Linked DNA regions of Mus musculus: region 1 is linked to region 2. The links are chromatin loops, found by intact Hi-C in ENCODE. Cell type or tissue: left cerebral cortex. All regions are shown on one strand. Each heading gives the region's core, and the rest is flanking DNA. Links, peaks and the distances in the headings are about the cores only.

Evidence for each region. Peaks named below come from ENCODE experiments on the same cell type or tissue, not always from the same donor. Only the 100,000 strongest peaks of a DNase experiment are listed, where the experiment ranks them.
Region 1: a loop joins it to region 2, with 4 times the contacts of the local background. A loop is called at or near these places in 6 of 42 quality-filtered maps.

The regions. Positions count from the first base shown.
Region 1 is chr5:122,109,215-122,120,628 of GRCm38, reverse strand. Ccdc63 (coiled-coil domain containing 63) reads left to right here. Exons shown (of 12, transcript NM_001384199.1): 8 at 3,599-3,819; 9 at 7,421-7,495; 10 at 9,577-9,769; 11 at 11,254-11,414. It also overlaps a transcript of Myl2 not described here. Among named protein-coding and RNA genes, the nearest start is that of Myl2, 14 kb to the right of the region's middle. In left cerebral cortex, for the core only: CTCF peaks have their summits at 4,157 (motif pointing right), 6,230 (motif pointing left) and 8,782; a DNase peak (open chromatin) is centred at 6,213.
Region 2 is chr5:122,385,890-122,397,303 of GRCm38, reverse strand. It overlaps Arpc3 (actin related protein 2/3 complex, subunit 3), which reads right to left and starts at 5,426. Exons shown (of 7, transcript NM_019824.4): 1 at 5,307-5,426; 2 at 388-487. The coding sequence starts at 5,312. Gm32853 (a long non-coding RNA gene) reads left to right here and starts at 3,993. Exons shown (of 4, transcript XR_387695.4): 1 at 3,993-4,765; 2 at 6,308-6,422. In left cerebral cortex, for the core only: CTCF peaks have their summits at 3,220 (motif pointing right) and 5,464; DNase peaks (open chromatin) are centred at 3,205, 4,780, 5,436 and 5,835; H3K4me3 peaks cover 1,670 bases; H3K27ac peaks cover 1,186 bases.

The DNA.
Region 1 (11,414 bases), core at 2,259-10,258, 280 kb after region 2:
CTGCTGGTGGGGATCAGGGATGCTGGTGGGGGTCGGGGGGAAGGGAGGGAGGGAGGGAGGGAGGGAGGGAGAGAGAGAGAGAGAGATAGAGAGATAGAGAGAGATTATAGTTTGAGCCATGTGGGACAATCATAGCTAATAAAACACAGCACACAGCTGGGCAGTGGTGGCGCACGCCTTTAATCCCAGCACTTGGGAGGCAGAGGCAGGCGGATTTCTGAGTTCGAGGCCAGCCTGGTCTATAGAGTGAGTTCCAGGACAGCCAGGACTACACAGAGAAACCCTGTCTCGAAAAACCAAACCAAACCAACCAACCAACCAAAAAAAGCAATCAGGTTAAACTTAAGCCTGAGGTTAACAATGAACACACTATTACATTAAGTATGTGCCGTGCAGTATTGGGATACACTTCTACTGAGAATGGTTTGTTTCTTAGCAGTAGTGAGGACGGATTTCAGCATTTGGAAGTGCATTTACATGGAACTGCTTGCTCAAGTTTGTCTGCCAGCCCCAATCTGCAGATGTCTTTTCACCCTGAGACTCAGTCTATAGCGCAGGGGAGCCTTGGGGTCTGCTAGACCCTGTATGGGTTTGGTGCTTGCTGCTGGGTCTTGCCAGGCAGGGCTCAGCCTGTGATGATGTCATGGTTGGAATGGAAAGGCATGAAGGGTGCAGACAAGGGGAAGCTGCACAGGTGTGTTTGATCTTCTTCTTCTTCTTCTTCTTCTTCTTCTTCTTCTTCTTCTTCTTCTTCTTCTTCTTCTTCTTCTTCTCTTCTTCTTCTTCTTCTTCTTCTTCTTCTTCTTCTTCTTCTTCTTCTTCTTCTTCTTCTTCTTCTCTTCTTCTTCTTCTTCTTCTTCTTCTTCTTCTTCTTCTTCTCTTCTTCTTCTTCTTCTCCTCCTCCTCCTCCTCCTCCTCCTCCTCCTCCTCCTCCCTCTTTCCTCCTCCCCCCTCTTTCCTCCTTCTCCTTCTTGTGTTAGGCCTTGAATAGACACCATGACCAAAGCAACTCTTATAAGGACGACATTTAATTGGGGCTGGCTCACAGGTTCAGAGGTTCAGTCCATTGTCATCAAGATGGGAGCATGGCAGCATCCAGGCAGGCATGATGTAGGAGGAGCTGAGAGTTCTACATCTTTATCTGATGGATGTTAGCAGAATACTGGCTTCCAGGCAGCTAGGATGAGGGTCTTAAAGTCCATGCCCACAGTGACACACCTACTCCAACAAGGTCACACCTCCAAATAATGCCACTCCCTGGGCCAAGCATATATAAATCCTGACAGCCTTGTACACAGTAAGTATGCACTTCCTGTGCCACACCCATCCCCTTGTATGTTCTGTCCCCCTCTGCCCTGTCACTTGGGACCATGTTGCTAAAAGTGGCTCTGAGAAATCTTGTGTATGTCTTACTCTCTAAAATTAATCAAAAGCCACAAAGACATTTTTATTTTCTTTCTCTCTCTCCCTTCCTTCCTTCCTTCCTTCCTTCCTTCCTTCCTTCCTTCCTCCCTCCCTCCCTCCCTCCCTCCCTCTCTCTCTCTCTCTCTCTCTCTCTCTCTCTCTTCCTTCCTTCTTTCTTTCACCTTTTGGACTGTCTTTTTTCTACCCATTCACTTGCTCTTCTTGCTCAGTTAACCATCCGTTCGTCCTTCCACCCACCCCTTACCTGCCCCTTTGCCACTTGTGTAAGCCTCTCTTCCGGGTGCTTGGTATGCACTGTTTCCATGAGGTCCTCAGGATGGCACCGAGGACTAGGCATTCCTACAACACTCCAGAATACTCCAAAAAAGGCACTCCTGCAGTCCAGAGTGGACACGTGTAACCCAGCCCAGGGCCACAGGAACTAAGTGGAAGATCCAAAATTCCATCCAAAATAGGTCCCACGAGTCATCCCCTCCTTGTCTTGGGATGCTGACAAGCTTCAACCTTATCTCAAGGACAATGAAAAGTCACAGCAGGTCAGACATTGCACAGCCAGAAGTCTTTAGAAAGATCTAGAAAATTCCACCCAACTGCCATGCAGAAGACATCAGAAAGATGTCAGACATGTTCAGGAGAGCCTGGCCTGCAGGCTGAGCAAGGCTCAGAACTTTTGGGGTTCACCCAGCTAAATGAGCCTTCCTAAGAACTCTCTCCCCAGGGTGCTCCTTAACCTTTACTTGACCTCTACCCTGCTCCTGTCACCTCTGCAGAGAGACCCTCCCACCCATAGCATCTGTTGTGTCTCCCTCCAGCCACGAGTGTGATGGTGGGTGGATTTTTTTCTTCTCTTCCCTTGGCCATCTCTTTGGCTCTCCATGTCTCAACCCTGACAGCAGAGTCTGGTACCATGTTGGGCATGCTGTAGTGCTCTACTAAGTATTTTTAAATTTTATGTTATTTTAGTTTCTTTGTGTGCGTGTGGAAAGGTGTGTGTGTATGCAGGGTTTTACTACCAGGTGTTGGGAGTAAAGGCCTGCACTACTGTGCCTGGCTCTTGATCTCCTTTTATCATTTTATTTTATTTTATTTTATTTTATTTTATTTATTTATTTAGTTTGAGATAGGATTTCACTTTGTAGCCCTGGATGTTCTGGACTCACTCTGTAGACCAGGCTGCCCTTGGACGGTCTGCCTCTGCCTCCTGAGTGCTGGGACTAAAGGCATGCATCATCACTGCCTGGCTAATCATTTTATTTTTAAATAATTATTACTTTTTTTGAGACAGGCACAGTGACACATGCTTTTAATCTCAGCGCTTGGGAGGAAGAGGTGGGTAGATCTCTGTGAGTTCAAGGCCAGCCTGCTCTATACACTGAGTTACACAGAGAAACCCTGTCTAGAAAATAAACAAACAAACAAACAAACAAACCAATGAAACAAAACCCTAACCACTTATTTATTTTTCTTTTTAAGATTTATTTTATGTATATGAGAACACCGTAGTATCCTCAGATGTACCACAAGAAGGCATCCCATTCCAGATGGTTGTGAGCTACCACGTGGTTGCTGGGAATTGAACTCAGGACCTCTGGAAGAGCTGTCAAATGCTCTTAAGAGCAGAACCATCTCTCCAGCCCCTATTTATTTTTGTGTGTAGTGTTTATGTCTGTAAGTGTATACCACATGTGTGAGGGTGCTGGCTGAGGCCAGAAGAGGTTGTCAGATCTCTTAGAATGGAGTCATAAGCAGTTGTGAACCATCAGTTAGGCCTGGCCGTGAACTTGGATTCTCTAGGGTGGGAGGTGCTCATAACTACCGAGCCATTTTGCCAGTCATGCCTTGGTTTTTGAACCACCGTCCCTTGCACTGGAGAGTACTAGTACTCTGCTGGCCGGCTGCTGAACTCCAGGGATCTAAGTGTCTCCACCTCCCAGGCTGGGGTTGCAGGGACACCATCGCCACCTTCACTCAGTTTCTTACCCGTCTTGGGGATTGAACTCGGGTCTTCGTGTCTGTGCGTCATCGAGATCTTCTGCTTTCCCAGCCCCTCAGCAATTTCTGATATGGATCCCGCGTCCTGGCAAGCTCTCACTTCCTCCCCAAGACAGTATGGATGACGGGGAGCCCATCGTCTCTTTCCTCACCTTCTGCGGTCTTTCTCTCTCCCATCCAGATGTCAAATCCAAGAAGCTTGGGAAGAAGGGGAAGGGCGAGAGTTTCGCGAGCTATGAGGTGGCGCACCTGCGGCTGCTGAAGCTGGCGGAGAACGGGGACCTGAACCAGCTCACCGAGGATTTCCTGGCCAAGGAGGAGAAGAATTTTGCTCGTTTCACTTATGTCACCGAGCTCAACAATGACATGGAGACCATGCACAAGAAGACCCAGCGGATCCAGGTGTGTGGCTTTCAAGGGTTTTCCCCGATACCTTAGTCTGTGCTGTAGATAATGGCCACAACAGGTTTCATTAACTCTGGACTGTTAGCTAGGAAGGGATTTTTTGTTTGGTTGGTTTTTTTTTGAGACAGGGTTTCTCTGTGTAGCCCTGGCTGTCTTGGAACTCACTTTGTAGACCAGGCTGGCCTCGAACTCAGAAATCCGCCTGCCTCTTCCTCCTGAGTGCTGGGATTAAAGGCCTGTGCCACCACCGCCCGGCCCAGGAAGGCACTTTTAAAAGTAGTTTTATGTATATGGATGCTTTGCCTGCATGTGTGTCTGTGCATCACGTGCATGCAGTGCCCACATAGGCCAGAAGAGGGCACCAGACCCCCATCTGGAATTACAGATGGTATGAGCTGCCCCCGTGGTTGCTGGGAATCAAGCCTGGGTCCTCTGCAAAAGCAGCCAGTGCTCTTAACCTCTGAGCTGTCACTCCAGCCTCTCCTCCTTGGCCTCTGAGACAACATCTGTCAATGGGGTTTTGAGCTCAACCATTAATTGAATTATGCCATCTAGGCTGTAAGCCCCTAGGGACCTCCTGTCTCCGCTCGGGAGACATACTGGGGTTACAAATGAATGCCATCAGGCTGGAGAGATGACACAGCGGTTAAGAGCACTGACTGCTCTTCCAGAGGTCCTGAGTTCATGTTCCAGCAACCACATGGTGGCTTACAACCATCTGTAATGGGATCCGATGCCCTCTTCTGGTGTGTCTGAAGACAGTGACAGTGTACTCACGTACATGAAATAAATAAATCTTTTAAAAATTATATCTAATATATTAATCAATAATACTTATAATTAATTAATAACAATTAATAGTTATATAATATAATACATATACTATATAGCAAATACATTACATACATTATATAATATATTACATATATTATATCTATCATATATTATAGATTATATACTACATATATCACATATATTATATATACATATATAAACACAAATGTATGCCATCACGGCCAGGTATTTTTTTCAGGTGGGTTCTGGGAATGAAACTCAGGTCCCAGCACCTTTGTTGACCAAAGGCTTCAGAGTGGAAGGGACGTAAATGGTCAATGCTTAATCCTGGACAGGCCTGGTGCCCATCAGCCTAGTAAAGGCTCTGGCCAGTCCTGAAGGAGCGACACTTGGCTACCTTCACTGAATCTGTAATTTCTCACACCTACCTGGCTCCTGGGCCTCTTCACATGAACAGCTTCTGGAACACTTCACAGAGTCCAAACCACGCGATGCCGCATGCCAGTCCAGACAGGCTGACTGCTGTCTCTATGGCTCAGAACCAGGAAGAACACCCAGCGCACCAGCAGATGCCATGCCTAGCCGTGCCACGCCCCTCCTCCAAGGATTCCCTCTGACTGAGCCCTGCCCTCTCCTCCTCCGATGACATCATGACCCTGTTTCTTCTTGTGTGGGTATGGAGGACAGAGTACATTGGACCTTTTCCTTAACTCTCCTGCCATTCTGGGAGTTCTGTCCTATCCAGCCAGGTCTCGCCACAGGAGAGCCGCGGTTACTGATGTGCACCGCCACAGCGGACTTTGTATAGGTTGTCCGGATTCGAACTCAGGGCCTCACACTTGCGCAGCAAGCCCCTCACCCACAGAGCCAGCCCCTCAGGAGACAAGTCTCCCTCTAGCACCAGGCTTCAGCCTTTTCCTGAGGCCCATTGTCTCAATGGTCTGCGAGCCACGGGGAGGGACTTAGCGACTCTTCGGCCTGACGTCACTCCTGCCAGGACAGTTATCCTAGAGACTTGGCTGCTTTCTTGCTTTGATGCATTTTTTTTTTTTTTTTTTTTTTTTTGAGACTAGGCCTTGCTCAGTAGCCCGCGCTGGTCTGCAACTCGCAGCAATCCTCCTGTCTCAGCTTGGGGGATGCTGAAATTTCAGGCATGAGTCATTAGAAAACTTCTCTGCTCAAACTAGGATTCAGGTTTTTAAGTTTTTTGGTTATTTTCCCCCCTCTGGTACACCCAGTTTCATCTCTACCTAGGAACGGGGGTCACAGGCCCGTGTTCTCTGATATATTAAGATCTGTAATGGTCAACATATAAAGATCAAAGTGTTCTTTTTTTTTTTTTTTTTTGGTTTTTCGAGACAGGGTTTCTCTGTATAGCCCTGGCTGTCCTGGAGCTCACTTTGTAGACCAGGCTGGCCTCGAACTCAGAAATCCGCCTGCCTCTGCCTCCTGAGTGGAGGGATTAAAGGTGTGTGCCACCATGCCCAGTAAAGATCAAAGTGTTCTACACCAATCCCCAAACTTTTGTTTCTCTGGGGTACATTTGTGTAGGCCACAGTGGGTCGTGAGTGTGTCGCCACTGCCCCCTAGTGGTTGTCTGTGGAATGGCAGGAATGATTTTTGTGGTCCAGGCTGCTCCAGGACAGAGCATATCCCTAGTCCCTGTGGGATGCAGATGCACATGGATGAGGAGCCCTGAGTGACCTATGACTGGAGTGGAAATATCCACACTTGACCCTTGAGGGCTTGGTATAAGGTGGACTTGCCCTCTGTGGGCCTCAGTTTCCCCATCTGTACCATGATGTTGGGAATAGCACAGGAACCCCAGGCTTCTTGTTTTGTTTGCTTTAGTGCACTGTAATTTAGAGGTTGGAGCCCAAGTGTCTGTTGGGGAAATTCTCCACCCCAAACTGCAGATGTCCAGGTCCTAACCAGCAGTTAGCCATCTGTGTGTGAGCCATCATCCCCCACTAGTGAATTCACTATCAGTGGCTGACCTGTCACCTCTTAGCAAGGTTGTCCCCTCACTGGAGTGGCCACCTGTGCTGAAATCTTCCATTATTTCCACCTGAAATGGCACCCGAGGGTGGGAGGGGCTATGTGAAGGAGCTTGGACAAGCTGTACTGGGAACTAGCCTCGCTCCAGTCCTGGAACTTGGAGTGAGCCTGGTCATCTGAAGGGGTGACTCAGATTCTTGGGAGAGTTTGAGGGACCCTAGACTGAGCTGCCAGGTCTAGTGCAGTAGCCACTAGTTGTCCAAATATATTCTTTACCCTGTAATACAAGAGAAACTTCAGCTGCCCTGTCTCTGGTGCCATGTTGCAAGTTCTCAGTACCTAGGCGTGGCCATGACATGGCGCGGTTAGTGCACACAGGATGTGAGAGATGATGCTGACTTCTCTTTCTAGGTGGTTCTGAGCCCGTGTGGATCATGACCCCGTTGGGGGTTGAATGTTTCTTTCACAGGGGTCGCCTGAGACCATTGGAACACACAGATGTTTACATTACAATTCAAAACAGTAGCAAAGTTACAGTTATGAAGTAGCGACAGAAATAATTTTATGTTTGGGGAGTCACCACAACATGAAGGAACTATATTAAAGGGTCGAGGCATTAGGAAGGTTGAGAGCTACTGCACTAGATAGTTCTAGATGATTCTCAGAGGATGAAGAATAGAATGCCTGAGGAGAAGGTGGGGACAGGGGCGACTCCTTGATGGGTTACCCCACATGGAGTAGGGTTGGATACAGTGGATGAGGGCAACTCCCATCTTCTCCTACTGGTTCTCGTCTGTCTGAGCAGGATGACATCATCAACTTGCGGTCACAGCAGCAGACCTCCCATGAGGGCACCCGGAGCATCCTGAAACAGATGGAGGTGAGCTGAGAAGGGGAGGGGGGAGGGGGAGGGGAAGAGACAGGGACAAGGAGCATCCTGCATGTGTCCGTCATCTGTCAGATGGCCTGTTCAGACACAACCACAGAACCCTTGTCTGTAAGCTCTGTTTATTGTACAGGTGCTCGGAGGTCCAACCTAAGCCTGGGACTGCACTTCCATTCTGATGCATCTCTGCCTCAGTTTCTCCTTTTGTCTCCCCCTTGGCTCAGTTCCACTGTTTTTCACTAACGACCACAAACCAACAGTCTGTCTTCTATTCTTTCTCCTCCCCTCTCCCTTTCTGTCTATGCTGGGAATCAAACCCAGGGCCTCCAGTATGTTAGTTCTGTACTGCACCACTGAACCAAGCCTACATCCTGCATGCAAATGCGTCCTGGGCTAGGCACTAGTCAGTAGATGCCAGGCTATGTCCACTCCTCTGGCCCCATCTCCCTTCACCACCTTCAGGAGAAGGTGTTATACTCTTTCCATTTTTTTTTTCAGGGAGCAAACAGAGGCTGGCAGAGGCAAACAGTACAATCAACTCTAGGGAGCCGAGTTGTGGGTTTTTTTTTTTTTTTTGGACATGGTCTCACTATGCAGCCTTGGTGTCTAGAATTCACTATGTAGCCCAGGCTGGCCTCAAACTCACAGCAATCCTCCTTCCTTTGGCTCCCCAGTATTGGGTTTGAAGGTTTCTTCCTGCCTCCCCCGCCCCCCAGACACCCTGGGAGCCCGAGCAAGCTAGAAGCTTATTTTTTGTTAAATAAGCTGAAAATTGGCACTTTCAGGATTGGGGGAGGGAGTGTCTTTGTGATGTCATCTACCACCCAGGCTCTTCTTGGTGTGTGGTTTCCATCCCAAGGATGCCTGGTGGTACCACGGCTCCCAGGAAGAAGGTTGGAGAGTGTGGAGAAGGCCACACTGGCTGAGGCAGGAAGCCCCAGTTGCTTCTCAGGACACTTGAATAATGACTCTTTATGGGGTTTGTGTGCTCGTCACACTGCCATCCCAGGGCAAACAGGTTCTCCGGTGACAGTATCTGGGCAATGAACAGCCAATGCTCAGCAAGATGTGAATCCCGCCCCTGACTGGCTGGGTGTGGTGCACACATCTTTGATTCGCATACTTAGGAGGCTGAGGCAGCAGGATCTGGAGTTAAAGGGTAGCCTGGGCTTTTCCTGTTCAGAATCATAGCTCCTTCCCCTGAGCGATTTTTATTTGTTCCTTGGGGCTCATTTTCGTCCTTCACCCTGACCAGGCTGGTGGTGCTATTCGTGGCTCTACCGCGGAGGGACAGCAAAGCCCAGGAAGAGCCTAGGAAACTCAGAGCCAAGGGGTGTCGGGAAGGGAAGCCGTTGTGATTCAGGCTGGTCTCCGCAGGTGGTCTCCAGCCTAGATCCACAGGCTCTACTTGGGGGCCACCTAGAACTCCCGACTCTTCCCTGGGTTTGGGATCAACAGTGTTCATCAGGGTCTCCTCTGCCTGGCTCTGTCTTTATTGTTTTATGCCTTCACTGGACTGTGGTGCTAGCTAGGATAGCATTGTGTCTGCGCGCATGCGCGTGCGCATGCCCACGTATCCCCCTCCGAAATACAAATACCCCAAGGAGGAGACTTCATCCAAGGAGCTATGGGTTCTCAGATACGTCCCACCCTGCTAAGGGCTGTCCCCAACTTCCTGCTTAGAACCCTCTCCACCCCTGGCTCTTCACCATCTCCTCTCTCTCCAGGAGTCCGGGTTCGGCACTCTGAGGAATCACTTAGTTTTGATACAGGGTCTCATGTACCCCAGGCTGGTCCCAAACTCACTACATAGACAAGGATGACCCTGGGCTCGCGTCCCTCCTTGCCCCCATCCCCAGAGTGCAAGATTTACAGGCATGCATACCACTCCTGGTTTGCGCAAGCACTCCACGCAAGGAACCCCCATCCTTAGCTGTCTGTTTTTTTCTTAAATTTGTTTGATGCTGTCAGGAAGCTCATTCCTTGGATGGCACACCGCCTGCCCCCGCCCCCCCGTCACTTGCACAAAAAGTCCCTCAGCCTCAGGCTGGGCCTGGTGTCTGTCTGTCCCCCAGGAGAAACTGAGAAAGACCACGCAGGAAGCGGACATTTATGAGACCAAATACAAGGAGATGAGCAAGACCCTGGAGTATCTCAAGAACTCGGTGGAGAAGATGTTTAAGAAGATCAACTGCGATGCCACTGAGATCCTGGGCAAGCTGGGCGAGTCCGGGAAGGTCACGGACATCAATCTGCAGCAGTATTTTGGTGAGCCTAGTACCTCTTAGGCACTCTTGCCTGCACGGTCTGTGACCAGGCACAAGAACGCTTTCTTGGTTGGTAGTGAGCACAGCCATGGTGCGGCCTGCCTTGGTTTGAATTCTGAGCCTTCACTTACTAGCTGTGTGACGTTGGCCACATTCCCGACCCTCTCTGTGCTCGGGTTCTTTGAGCTCTGAAATGAGGGTGCAACTCAGGAGCTACACCACCGGATTTATTGGGAGGATTAAACACGGGTTAGTTGGTGGTGAATCTCAGTGAACCCAGGAGAGGGGTTTGGTGAATTCCCTTCAGGAGAAAAACTAAAGCTAGAAAAGAGAGCTTCCTTACACACATTCACAAACACCGTAACACTTACATGTTCACACACACATGCTTACACGGATGTACACACATACACACACATGTACAGGCACCTGCCACAAACACTATACACTAAACACTATACATACACTATATATATATATATATATATATATATATAGTATATATATGTATATACTAAACACTATACATACACACACATGTGCACAAAGACACATTCAAACACCAGTAAACACTATATGCACATGCTCACATATGCCTGCACATATATGCACACGCATGCAAACACATATGCACACATGTATGCACAAAGTGTGTTCATGCAGACGTATACACATATACGTACAGAGGCTCACATGCATGTGCGCGCACACACCACGCTTTTCATATCTGAGCCCCATGGGCTTTTTTCTCCAAGATTAGGAAGAAGGCAAAAATGACTCCTGTTAAGCTTATTCAGTTCTGTACCTGTAGGATGCTTTGCCAAAGCAATACAGCAAGAAAAAGGAACTAAAAACCCTGATTGAAAGGAAGGAAATGAAATGTTCAGAGTGGGGCTCCGGATATGTCACAGACGCTTGTGAAACTGCCTTCTGCATTTCCGGGTTTAGCTCCCAGTTCAGGGTACAGAGGGGACATGGCCACCCAGACTGTGGTAGCTTGGCATGAATGGTACCGGCTGTTCTTATGAGTGTGAATGTGTATGTGTGTGTGTATGTGCACGGGCGCGCAGAGAGCCGAGTTTGAATCTTAGCACCCACCCCAGGCATCCCAGGCAGAAGGAATGGCATAAATGCAGGCTGGAAAATCAGGCTACTGCTGGCTTTGATGTCTAGTGGAACACTGGTTTTTGGCCTTCTCATTGTCAATATCTAGGGAATTCTTTTTGGACCATGTTTTCCTAGAAACTGTCACTCACAGCGCTTTCAGTGCCTCAGATCTACCGTGTGCTCCTGTGAGCAGCTCTGCCAATGTGCATCAGAGAGATTTCGGTGCCTCATGATGTCAGAATTTCCCACACCCACGGCCCGTGGCCAGGAGGAAGCCAGCATCCTGCACAAACTCCCATCCCTCCCTCTGTGATAATGAGGGCTGCCTGGGCTGGCGGTCTTAACCCTTGACCCCCTGACCCCGTTTTTTCCTTCCAGCTATCATAGAAAAGAAGACAAATGACCTGCTGCTTCTAGAGTCCTTCCGGCGCCTGCAGGAGGCAGAGGGGCCCGATGTCGATGTCCCACAACCCTTTGTCAACCCCTTCTGGGGCGGCTCTGCCCTCCTCAAGCCCCCAGAGCCCATAAGGGTTGTGCTG
Region 2 (11,414 bases), core at 1,974-9,973:
TTTTTTTTTTTTGAGACAGAGTTTCAGTAGCCCAGGTTGGCCTGGAGCTAGCTGAGAACGACTTTGAACTCCAGATCTTCCGGCCGCCTCCTCCTAAGTGCTAGGATTTCAGGTGTGTACCACATCCCCTGGCTCTCAATGGAACTTGGGGGTCTCATGCAGGCCAAGCCATGTCTCTACCAACGGGGCCACGCCCCACAGCCCACATTTCCTTTCAGCTCACGTAAACATCCTGGAGGAGTTTGAACCAGTTTCCTGTGGAGCGCAACAGGCTGCTCCTGGTCAAGTGTGACAGGAAGCCAAGGAAGAGTGACTCAAGCTAAGCTCTTCCCTGCTCTCAAGTCAGCAGGTCTGCTTGGAACCCAACAAAAGAACCCAGAGACTTACTCTCGCGAGGGGCGGGTCCTTTGAACTGGCTTCGGAGGGGCAACAGGGCCATGTTACCGATGAGCTTGGTGTCCGGGTCCATGAGAGAAGAGTGGTATGCCTGCAGGGGCCAGCCCAGGGAAGAGAGAAAACAAGTGTCACCAGGAGACAAGGCGAGGACCAACTGTGGGAGAAAAGGGCTGGCGTCGGCTTACGGGGAGCCAGCGCCTGACTCAAGAGAACCAACTGGTGGATTCTGAGACGTTCTGTCAGCTGGTGGATAAGCGTAGCCCTCCGCTCACACTAAACTAGACACGGAAAACAGAGGTAGGCAGTACCTCAAACCCCATCATAAAAAAAAAATATATATATATATCAGAGCCGGGCATGGTGGTACACGCCTTTAATCCCAGCACTTGGGAGGCAGAGGCAGGTGGATTTCTGAGTTCGAGGCCAACCTGGTCTACAGAGTGCGTTCCAGGACAGCCAGTGCTACACAGAGGAACCCTGTCTCGAAAAACCAAAAAATAAAAAAATTACACTTTACCACTGTCTTCTACTAATTTTACTTCATTTTATTAATGTTCTCCTTCTTGTTTTGTTTTGTCAAGACAGGGTCTCACTATTCAGTACCACTATGCCTGTCTTTATTATTTATATTCTTTTCTAAAAAATAATTTATTTGTATTTTGTGTAATTGGTGTTTTGCCTGCATGCATGTTTGTGTGAGGGTGTGGGATCCCTTGGAACAGGGTGCTGGGAGTTGAACCTGGACTTCCTGAAAGAGCAGTGTACTGGCTAGTTTTGTGTCAACTTGACACAACTGGTGTTATCACAGAGAAAGGAGCTTCAGTTGGGGAAATGCCTCCATGAGATCCAGCTGTGGGGCATTTTCTCAATTAGTGATCAAGGGGGAAAGGCCCCTTGTGGATGGGACCATCTCTGGGCTGGTAGTCTTGGTTTTATAAGAGAGCAGGCTGAGTAAGCCAGGGGAAGCAAGCCTGTAAAGAACATCTCTCCATGGCTTCTGCATCAGCTCCTGCTTCCTGACCTGTTTGAATTCCAGTCCTGACTTTCTTTGGTGATGAACAGCAATGTGGAAGAGTAAGCTGAATAAACCTTTTCCTCCCCAACTGTTTCTTGGTCATGATGTTTGTGCAGGAATAGAAACCCTGACTAAGACAGAGCAGCTAGCGCTCTTAACTGCTGAGCCATCTCTCCTGTCCCGTCAGGCCCTGCCCATGTTCTTTAGATCTTCATATTCTCATTCTCTCTCTCTCTCTCTCTCTCTCTCTCTCTCTCTCTCTCTCTCTCACTCACACACACACACACACACACACAGAGCTTTTTTTTGAGACCAGGTTCTTTTTTTTTCCTATTAGTATCGTGTGTGAGAGTGTGTGTGAGTGTGTGTTCATGAATCTGGGTGCTCATGTGTGCACATGTCAGAGGTCATCATCAGGTGACCTCCTCAGTTGCTTCTCCACCTTTATATTCAGGACAGGGGCTGTCATTGAACCTGAAGCTCACCACCTGGACAGACAGGCCGCCAGCAAGCCCCACAGATCCTCCTGTCTTTGCCTCTCCAGCACTAGGCTTATAGACAGATGCCACCACATCTGGCCACTTTCGTGAAGTCTGGGACAGAACTCAAGTGCTCGTGCTTGAGTGGCAAGTGTTTCACTGACTGAATGCCCCCAACGTCAGCTTTTTGAGACAGGCTCTCACTACTCCAAGCAGCCCTGGCTGACCTGGGACTCCCTAGGTAGACCAAGCTGACCTCAAGCTTACAAAGATCCGCCTGCCTGTGCCTCCTGGGATTGCATCCTTAGGCTAGACGTGCATTATGGAAGGATGCGCTTCCTCCAGTTCTGCACTCCGTGACATGATGCAAGCTGAAACACTCTACTACAGAGACCACACAAAACAGGTTTCCCACCCTCCAGCAAACCAGGACCCAAGGCCTGGCTTTGAAATCTGCCACTTCCTGTCCTTATGACCACAGGTCGATTCTTCCTGGAACCTGTTTCCCCACCCCCACCCCCTTCAACCACAACAGGTAGCCCAGGCTGGCCTCTCACTTACTATGCAGGTAGCCCAGGCTGGCCTCTCACTTACTATGCAGGTAGCCCAGGCTGGCCTCTCACTTACTATGCAGGTTAGCCCAGGCTGGCCTCTCACTTACTATGCAGGTTAGCCCAGGCTGGCCTCTCACTTACTTCACAGGGGACGATGACTTTGAACTTCTTACGCTCCTGCCTCTGTCTCCCATTGCTGGGATGATGGATCTAGATAACCACAGTACTGGCGAGTAAACCTAGTGCTTCAGACATGACAGGCGAATGCTCTACCAACTCAACTCTACTCCAGTTCCCACCAGTCTGCTTCTAAACTTATAAATGAGCAAGATACACCACACCTTTGGTGAGTGCGTATGAGCTAAAGGAGAGGGAACTGTGTGGATGAACAATCTCAAATGCTGGTCCTATGATTTCGAACTCAGAAATCTGCCTGCCTCTGCCTCCCAAGTGCTGAGATTAAATGTGCATGCTACCAACTGCTCAGCGTGATTTTTTTTTTAAAGATTAAAAAATATCTTATAGCCGGGCGTGGTGGCGCATGCCTTTAATCCCAGCACTCGGAGGCAGAGGCAGGTGGATTTCTGAGTTCGAGGCCAGCCTGGTCTACAGAGTGAGTTCCTGGACAGCCAGGGCTACACAGAGAAACCCTGTCTCAAAAAAACAAAAACAAAACAAAACAAAAAATATATTATGTGTGTGCACTATATCTGTGGACGGGTATTTCTGTGTGTATGCAGTACCCACAGAGTCCAGCAGATGGTGCTGGGGTCCCTGGAGCTGGACTTATAGGCAGCTGGCACCTGCTGGATGTGGATGCTGGGGACAAAACTCCAGTGCTCTTAAAGGGTAGTTTGAGAATGCTGGGAATTTCCCTCCATTAATGGTAAACAACCCTTCAAAAGCCAATATTCTATAAATCTGCCCCACCTACTAAAAACTTTCATGCCACATCATTTTTAGAAAACTGTATGCCTACATACTAGAAGAGGGCATCAGATCCGATTATAGGTAGTAAATTGCCCTGTGGGTGCTAGTAACTGAACTCAAGACCTCTGGAAGACAGTGTCATCCGGAGATGCGGGGGCTCATTTGGACAGTAACTCTGGGTCTTCACATATACTAACTATAGGAATCATGAATCTTCCAAAGCCAAACACGGTGATGCCGGACGGGCTTGTCATCCTGGCTACCTAGGAGGCTGAGGCAGGAGGATCACAACTACAAGGCCAGTCTGGGCAATTTTATAAGACCCCTTTTCAAAAGTAAAAAAGATGGGGGAATACTGCTCAGTGGTAGAGCATCTATGTAGCATGCCATGAGGCCCTGGGGTCAATTCCCCACTGCTACTCAAACACATGCACACTGTTCAAAGTTAGGCTTGCTCTCCTACTCATTATAAATAAGCCTTATTTATGCCAGCCTCTTGCCCACATCCCCGGGTCCCCTGTTCTCCCAATCCCTGTCACCAGGTACTGGTTTTTGTTTTTAGTTTTATTTTGCACATGACCATGCATGTGTACATGTGTGTGTGTGTGTGTGTGTGTGTGTGTGTAGTGTTCATGTTCACGTGTGTGCATATGTGTGCATGTAGGTATGTATGCTCATATCCACAGGTGGAGGCCATAGGTCTGTTTCTTAACTGCTTTCCACTTTATTTTTGAGACAAGGAGCCTCAGGGAACTCTACACATCCCCAGCTCCGAAACTGCAGACACGCTTTGCATGCCCTCCCCCCGCCCCTTCTGTTTTACTTGGGTGCTAAGCATCCAGACTCAGGTCCTCTCATTTGTACCACTGAGACACCTCCTCAGCCCCTACTATCTCTCTCTATATATATATTTATTTCCTGTGACATCGTCTTTCATTGAACCCAGAACTTGCTTATTTTTGGCTGGGCTGGCTGGCCAATAAGCCAGAAGATCTGCCTGTCCTTTGCCTCCCCAGAGCTGGGGTCACAGGCATGAGCTGCTGTACCTTGTGACCCCACCTCCTGCATGCAAGCCTCTTTTTTTTTTTTTTTCTTCCCCCATTTCTTGGGAGACAGGCTTTGCAGTTCTGTAGCCCAGGATGGCCTAGAACTCACTACATAGTCCACATTGGCCTGAACTTTGCCATCCTCCTGCCTCGGTATTGGGATGAGCGATAACTGAGCGATAGGGGTAGGCTAACTGCCATCTATCTGTTTTCGTCACAGCAGTTGTTAAGATAGGAAACTACTTCCTATGTGCATTTGCATGGTTACTGTCTACCCGTTAAACTGTGAGCTCCTTGAGTGGCCCTTAGTCGCTGCTGTCAACAATGCTGGCTTCACAGCGAGAGGTCAGTAACACTGGTTCAGTGTGGGTGCACGCTATTCAAGCGTCCCTTCGCTAAGCTGCAATCGGCATCAATTTCCTCCCACTCGGATGCACACGAAAAAGGAAACCAGCGCTGGCTCGGTGGTGGTCAGGGAGTCGGGTGGGAGTCAGAGCAGGGAGACGGAGGAAGGGGTCCATCAGGGAAGTGAGGTCTGACAGGTGACTAGGTAGCAGGCCGATCCCACTCCCTGGGGTGGAGGAGGAAGTGGAAATGACAAGGGGGAAATTTAAAAAAAAAAAAAAAAAAAAGGAGAAGCTGGACCTTAGACTTAAAAATAAATTAAAAGCCAGCCATCGTTCTTAGGTTCGAGGCTCTAGGGTGGGATCTGGGAACACGGCAGGGTTAGGGGGGAAGCGGCGGGGCAGGCGAGCCGGTGTTGGAGGCAAAGGCTGGAGATCAGGGCGGACGCTTCCTCTCTCCCCGGCCTTATGACACAGATCTCCTGCCACCCCTCGGACCCTCGCCCCGCTCGGCTCCCCGCCCCTGGGGCTCGAATGCTTACCGGCATCTTGACGGTGTCCGGATTCGATCCAGAGAAGCCGAACTCAGAAAGCGTTTCCGACGACCGAGCCTGGGTGGAGTGGGCGGAAGTAAGCCGGAAGAGGCGGGCGGAAGGAATAAACGCACTTCCGGTGACTTGCTCCGGCTGCGCTGACCGCAAGTGACGCCAGGGGGCGCGTCAGCGTGAGGCGATGACCGTGGCGCATGCATAAAGCACGTTCAGAATAAAAGGCTGGATTTTGAAATTGAAGACTCCCTCGCAAGTGGTTAATAATCAGCTCCCGGTTTTGTTTTTTGGGTTTTTTTTCTCATTTCCCGGCTTCAGCTTCAAATCCAGTACCACTCAGTCGCCTGATTTACCCTTCTGCTATGTCTAGTTTTTTACTTTTTTTTTTTTTTTTTTGGTTTTTCGAGACAGGGTTTCTCTGTGTAGCCCTGGCTGTCCTGGAACTCACTCTGTAGACCAGGCTGGCCTCTAACTCAGAAATCCGCCTGCCTCTGCCTCCCGAGTGCCGGGATTAAAGGCGTGCGCCACCACACCTGGCTTAGTTTTGTACTTTTACCACAATGCAAGGTGGGGGACATCAGTTCTCACTTTCCACCGTGATACTCTCGGAACCAACACAGTCTTCAGAAACACCTACACCCTGAGCCGTCTTGGCGGCCAATATTTTTTATTTTTCAATTTTTTCTTTGCTAAGAGTCGCATGAAGTCCAGGCTGGCATATACATATAAATGAATATGAACTGATCTGCACCCACTTGTGTTCAGGAATTACAGATATGTGCCCATCACTCCTGTTATTTTTATTTATTTTTCTTGCTTAGTTTTATGATGCCGACGGTGGTGTCTATCTTCCTTGTCATGTTAAGACAGTCAGGGACCACCACAGGGGTAAAGGAAAGAAAAGTCCTGAGCCTACCCCTTTGACCTGTCTGTCACCCACTAAATGTGTATATCATTTCTACTCTTTCAACAAGGTATGGTGTATGTCTTCCCAGATCATGGCAAGGACTAAGTGGTCATGAAAACCAAGCATATTATAAGGGCCTGAGTGATGCCACATGTCTGAGGGGATGACTACAAACCCACCACTGACACCCATCATATATGTATGTAAGTATGTATTTTGCCTCTCTGGGTAGCCCTGGCTAGTCTGAAACTTGCTTTGTAGACCAGGCTGGCCTTGAACTCTTGAGATCCACCTGCCTTGCCTCCCAAGTACTGAGACTGAGGGGATATGTAACCACCATACCCAGCCAACCACTTTTTGTTTTTGGACAAGGTATTAACTATGTAGCCCAGGCTGGTCTCTACAATGTCTGGCTTATACTCCCTGTTCTTTGTATGACTGCTGAGGAGCCAGGTCCTGGGGTTGAATCCTAGTTCCAACATGACTAGCTGTGTTATTCTGAGCAACTTAATGTACCTCTCTGTGCCTCTGTTCCTCACCTAAATATAGAGGCCTCAGTATTTACCTCATTGCTTAGGGAGGCTGAAATGAGCTACAAGAAAAGTATTTAGAACTAACATTAGACATGTTCTCTTTCTTGGGTTTTGGAGACAGGGTTTCTCTGTGTAGCCCTGGCTGTCCTGGAACTCACTCTGTAGACCAGGCTGGCCTCGAACTCAATAAATTTGCCTGCCTCTGCCTCCTGAATGCTGGGATTAAAGGTGTGCGCCACCATGCCTGGGAACCTGTTAATGGGAGTCCAGAGACCAGAGACCAGGATATTTTCAGCCATCCCGTACTCCTAGGCCACAGGCAGCTCAGCCCATTCCCACACCAGGCCTGGTGCACAGCCCAGCCACACTTGGCTCTTGCCCTCAGCCTTGGCCTCCAGATGCCAACGACTATGGATTCAGAGAGCCTCACTTGGCTTTATTGAAAATGGACCAAACTCAGCCCTATAGGCCAACATGACAACTTCTGACCTGAGGGCTATGAGGGCTGAATTAGCGTTACCAGGTAGACTGGTCACCAAATATCCAGGGAGCCTTGGGCCCTGTTGCAAGGATTCAAGGAAAGAAGTTATGGAAAATACTCTGTAATGTCACGTCTAGCTGGGCTTACTAAGATCCAGCCTCACTCTGCCAGAGCCTGGCCTTTGAGGGATGCTGGAGAAAGACCTTCTGGCTGGCTGTTCCCATGACCTGCACCACACCAGCTGCCAATGGACTCTCAAAAGCTCAATGTAATTCAATGTAAGTTAAAAAGAAAAACTATTTCTTCTGCTTTAGGGTATTGTAGTGGCTATTCCTGGTTGTCAACTTGACAATATTTGGAATGAACTACAATCCGGAATTGGAAGGCTCACCAGTGACCCTTATCTGGAGGCTTGGAGATCCTTATCTGGATCTTGGTTTGAAGATCTTGAGCCACAGTGGCTATGGATTCCAGAAGATTGAATCTCCGAGTTTAAGGAATACACCTTTAATCTGGGCTACACCTTTCATCTGGGATTAAAGGTGTGGCGGAACACACCTTTAATCTGGGCTACACCTTCTGCTGGAGACAATATAAGGACATTGGAAGAAGGGAGTTTAGCTCGAGCTCTTGCTCTTGCTCTTGCTCCTGCTCCTTCGCCTGCTTGCTGCGTGAGACTGAGTAACTGCTAGATCCTTGGACTTCCATTCACAGCTGCGACTGAACAATTGTTGGGAATTGGGCTGCCGACTGTAAGTCATCAATAAATTCCTTTACTATTTAGAGACTATTCATAAGTTCTGTGACTCTAGAGAACCCTGACTAATACAGAAGTTGGTACCAGGAGTGGTTCTAGAGTAACAGAAGTACAAGGATGAATCTTTTAAAATACTGGAATTGGCTTGTTGATCCACCAGCACTTTCAAATATTGAAACCTCTCCAGATTCTCTCCCTCCTGGGAGCTCAGAGAATTTTGAAGACCCATGGTTGAAACTATATTCCGAACTTAAAGAAGCTAATGACCTTGATTTTCTTAATGAATTAGGTGATTCAGTGCACAAAGCTTTCTACAAGATGGGGAAAAAATCGGAAAATGATTTTACTGGCTGGCTGCTCTTAGTATCTGTGGAAAGAATGATGAATGAAAGGAAGGAGTTGTGTGATAAAATCGAAAGTCTCCAGACACAAGTAAACGATCTAAAAGTTGCTAAGTGTGTCCTTGAGGAGAATCTTCTCTCTTGTAGCAATAGAGCTCAAGTTGCAGAAAATCAAACAGAAACTCTCATTGTAAGGTTGGCTGAACTACAGCGAAAATTCAAGTCTCAGCCTCAGAGTGTGTCGACAGTTAAAGTAAGGGCTCTAATTGGCAAAGAATGGGATCCTACAACATGGGATGGGGATGTGTGGGAAGACCATGTTGAAGCTGAGAATTTTGAATCCTCAGATTCTCAAGGGTTTGCCCCACCTGAGGAAGTAGTACCCTCAGCCCCACCTCTTGAAATAATGCCTTCCCCACATGAGGAAATTAATTTTGCAGAGTTTGCTCACGGCCCACCAATAGTTTCTTCTAGACCTGTAACCAGACTCAAAGCAAAACAGGCTCCTAGAGGGGAGGTAGAAAGTGTAGTCCATGAGGAAATTCGCTACACTACTAAGGAGCTTAATGAGTTTGCTAATTCATTCAAGCAGAAACCTGGTGAATATGTGTGGGAATGGATTTTAAGGGTGTGGGATAAGGGTGGAAGGAACATAAAACTAGAGCAGGCTGAGTTTATTGACATGGGTCCTCTGAGTAGAGATTCTAGGTTTAATACGGAAGCTCGCATAGTTAAAAAAGGTGTCAAAAGTTTGTTTGAATGGTTGGCTGAGGTGTTTATCAAAAGATGGCCTACTGGAAATGACTTGGAGATGCCTGATATTCCGTGGCTTAGTGTTGATGAAGGGATTTTAAGACTTAGGGAAATTGCAATGCTAGAGTGGATATATTGTGTAAAGCATAATTGTCCACAATGGGAAGGTCCAGAAGATATGCCTTTCACTAGCTCTATAAGACGCAAATTGGTGAGAGGGGCACCAGCACATTTGAAGGGTTTTGTTCTTTCCCTTTTCCTTGTGCCAGATCTTAGCATTGGAGATGCTTCTGCTCAATTAGATGAATTAAATTCACTGGGTTTAGTTGGATTCCGAGGTAACAAGGGCCAGGTGGCAGCATTGAATCGCCAGAGACAAGGTGATTCTAGTTATTATAATGGACAGCGTAGACAAAAGAATGTTTATAATAACATACCCAGTAATGGTCAGCACAGGAGAGGTGAAATTTATAATGGCATGACTCGGTTGGACCTTTGGTACTGGCTAACCAATCATGGTGTTTCCAGGAATGAAATACATAGGAAGCCTACTGCATATTTGTTTGATCTGTATAAGCAGAAGAATTCTCAAACAAATGAAAGAAAGGCTACATTAGATCGTGGTAAACAGCCAAATGAAAGAAAGGCTACATTAGATCGTGGTAAACAGCAATCTCGGCCAGTGAATCAATTTCCAGACTTGAGACAGTTTGCAGATCCAGAACCCCTTGAATGAAGGGGTGGCCAGGTTCCACTGAGGAAGGATCTTGATAAGACACCCAAAGGTTTTGCTGTTACCCTTTCTCCAGTTCTTCCCCAGAGGGACCTACGGCCTTTTACAAGGGTAACTGTACACTGGGGAAAAGGAAATAATCAGACTTTTCGGGGTCTGCTGGATACTGGTTCTGAGTTGACACTGATCCCAGGGGATCCCAAGAAACATTGTGGCCCTCCAGTTAAAGTAGGGGCTTATGGAGGGCAGGTGATTAATGGAGTTTTGACTGATGTCCGACTCACAGTAGGTCCAGTAGGTCCCCGGACACATCCTGTGGTGATTTCCCCAGTTCCAGAATGTATAATTGGGATAGATATACTCAGAAATTGGCAGAATTCTCATATTGGTTCCCTGAACTGTAAAGTGAGGGCTATTATGGTTGGAAAGGCCAAATGGAAGCCTTTAGAGTTGCCTCTGCCAAAGAAAATAGTGAATCAAAAACAGTATCGTATTCCCGGAGGAATTGCAGAAATTACTGCCACTATCAAGGACTTGAAAGATGCAGGGGTGGTGGTTCCCACCACATCTCCGTTTAACTCTCCTATCTGGCCAGTGCAGAAAACAGATGGATCATGGAGAATGACAGTTGATTATCGAAAACTAAATCAGGTGGTAACTCCAATTGCAGCTGCTGTACCAGATGTAGTTTCGTTACTTGAGCAAATTAACACATCTCCTGGCACCTGGTATGCGGCTATTGATCTGGCAAACGCCTTCTTCTCAGTACCTGTCCATAAGGACCACCAGAAGCAATTTGCTTTCAGTTGGCAAGGCCAACAGTATACCTTCACAGTTTTGCCTCAAGGATATATTAACTCTCCTGCCCTGTGTCATAATTTAGTTAGAAGGGATCTTGATCGTTTGGATCTTCCACAAAATATCACATTGGTGCACTATATTGATGACATTATGCTGATTGGACCAAGTGAGCAGGAAGTAGCAACCACTTTGGACTCATTGGTAACACATATGCGTATCAGAGGATGGGAAATAAATCCAACCAAAATTCAAGGACCATCTACCTCAGTGAAATTCTTAGGAGTCCAGTGGTGTGGGGCATGCAGAGATATTCCTTCTAAGGTGAAAGATAAGTTATTGCACCTGGCCCCTCCTACAACCAAGAAAGAAGCACAACGTTTAGTGGGTCTATTTGGATTCTGGAGACAACACATCCCTCACTTGGGTGTGTTACTTAGGCCTATTTACCAAGTGACTCGGAAAGCTGCTAGCTTTGTGTGGGGCCTGGAACAGGAGAAGGCCCTTCAACAGGTCCAGGCTGCTGTGCAGGCTGCTCTACCACTTGGACCATATGACCCAGCAGACCCGATGGTACTTGAGGTGTCTGTGGCTGATAGAGATGCTGTTTGGAGCCTCTGGCAGGCCCCTGTAGGTGAATCACAGAAAAGACCTTTGGGATTTTGGAGCAAAGCTCTACCATCATCTGCAGACAACTATTCTCCCTTTGAAAAACAGCTCTTGGCCTGCTATTGGGCCTTAGTGGAAACTGAACGTCTGACAATAGGACACCAAGTCACTATGCGACCTGAACTACCCA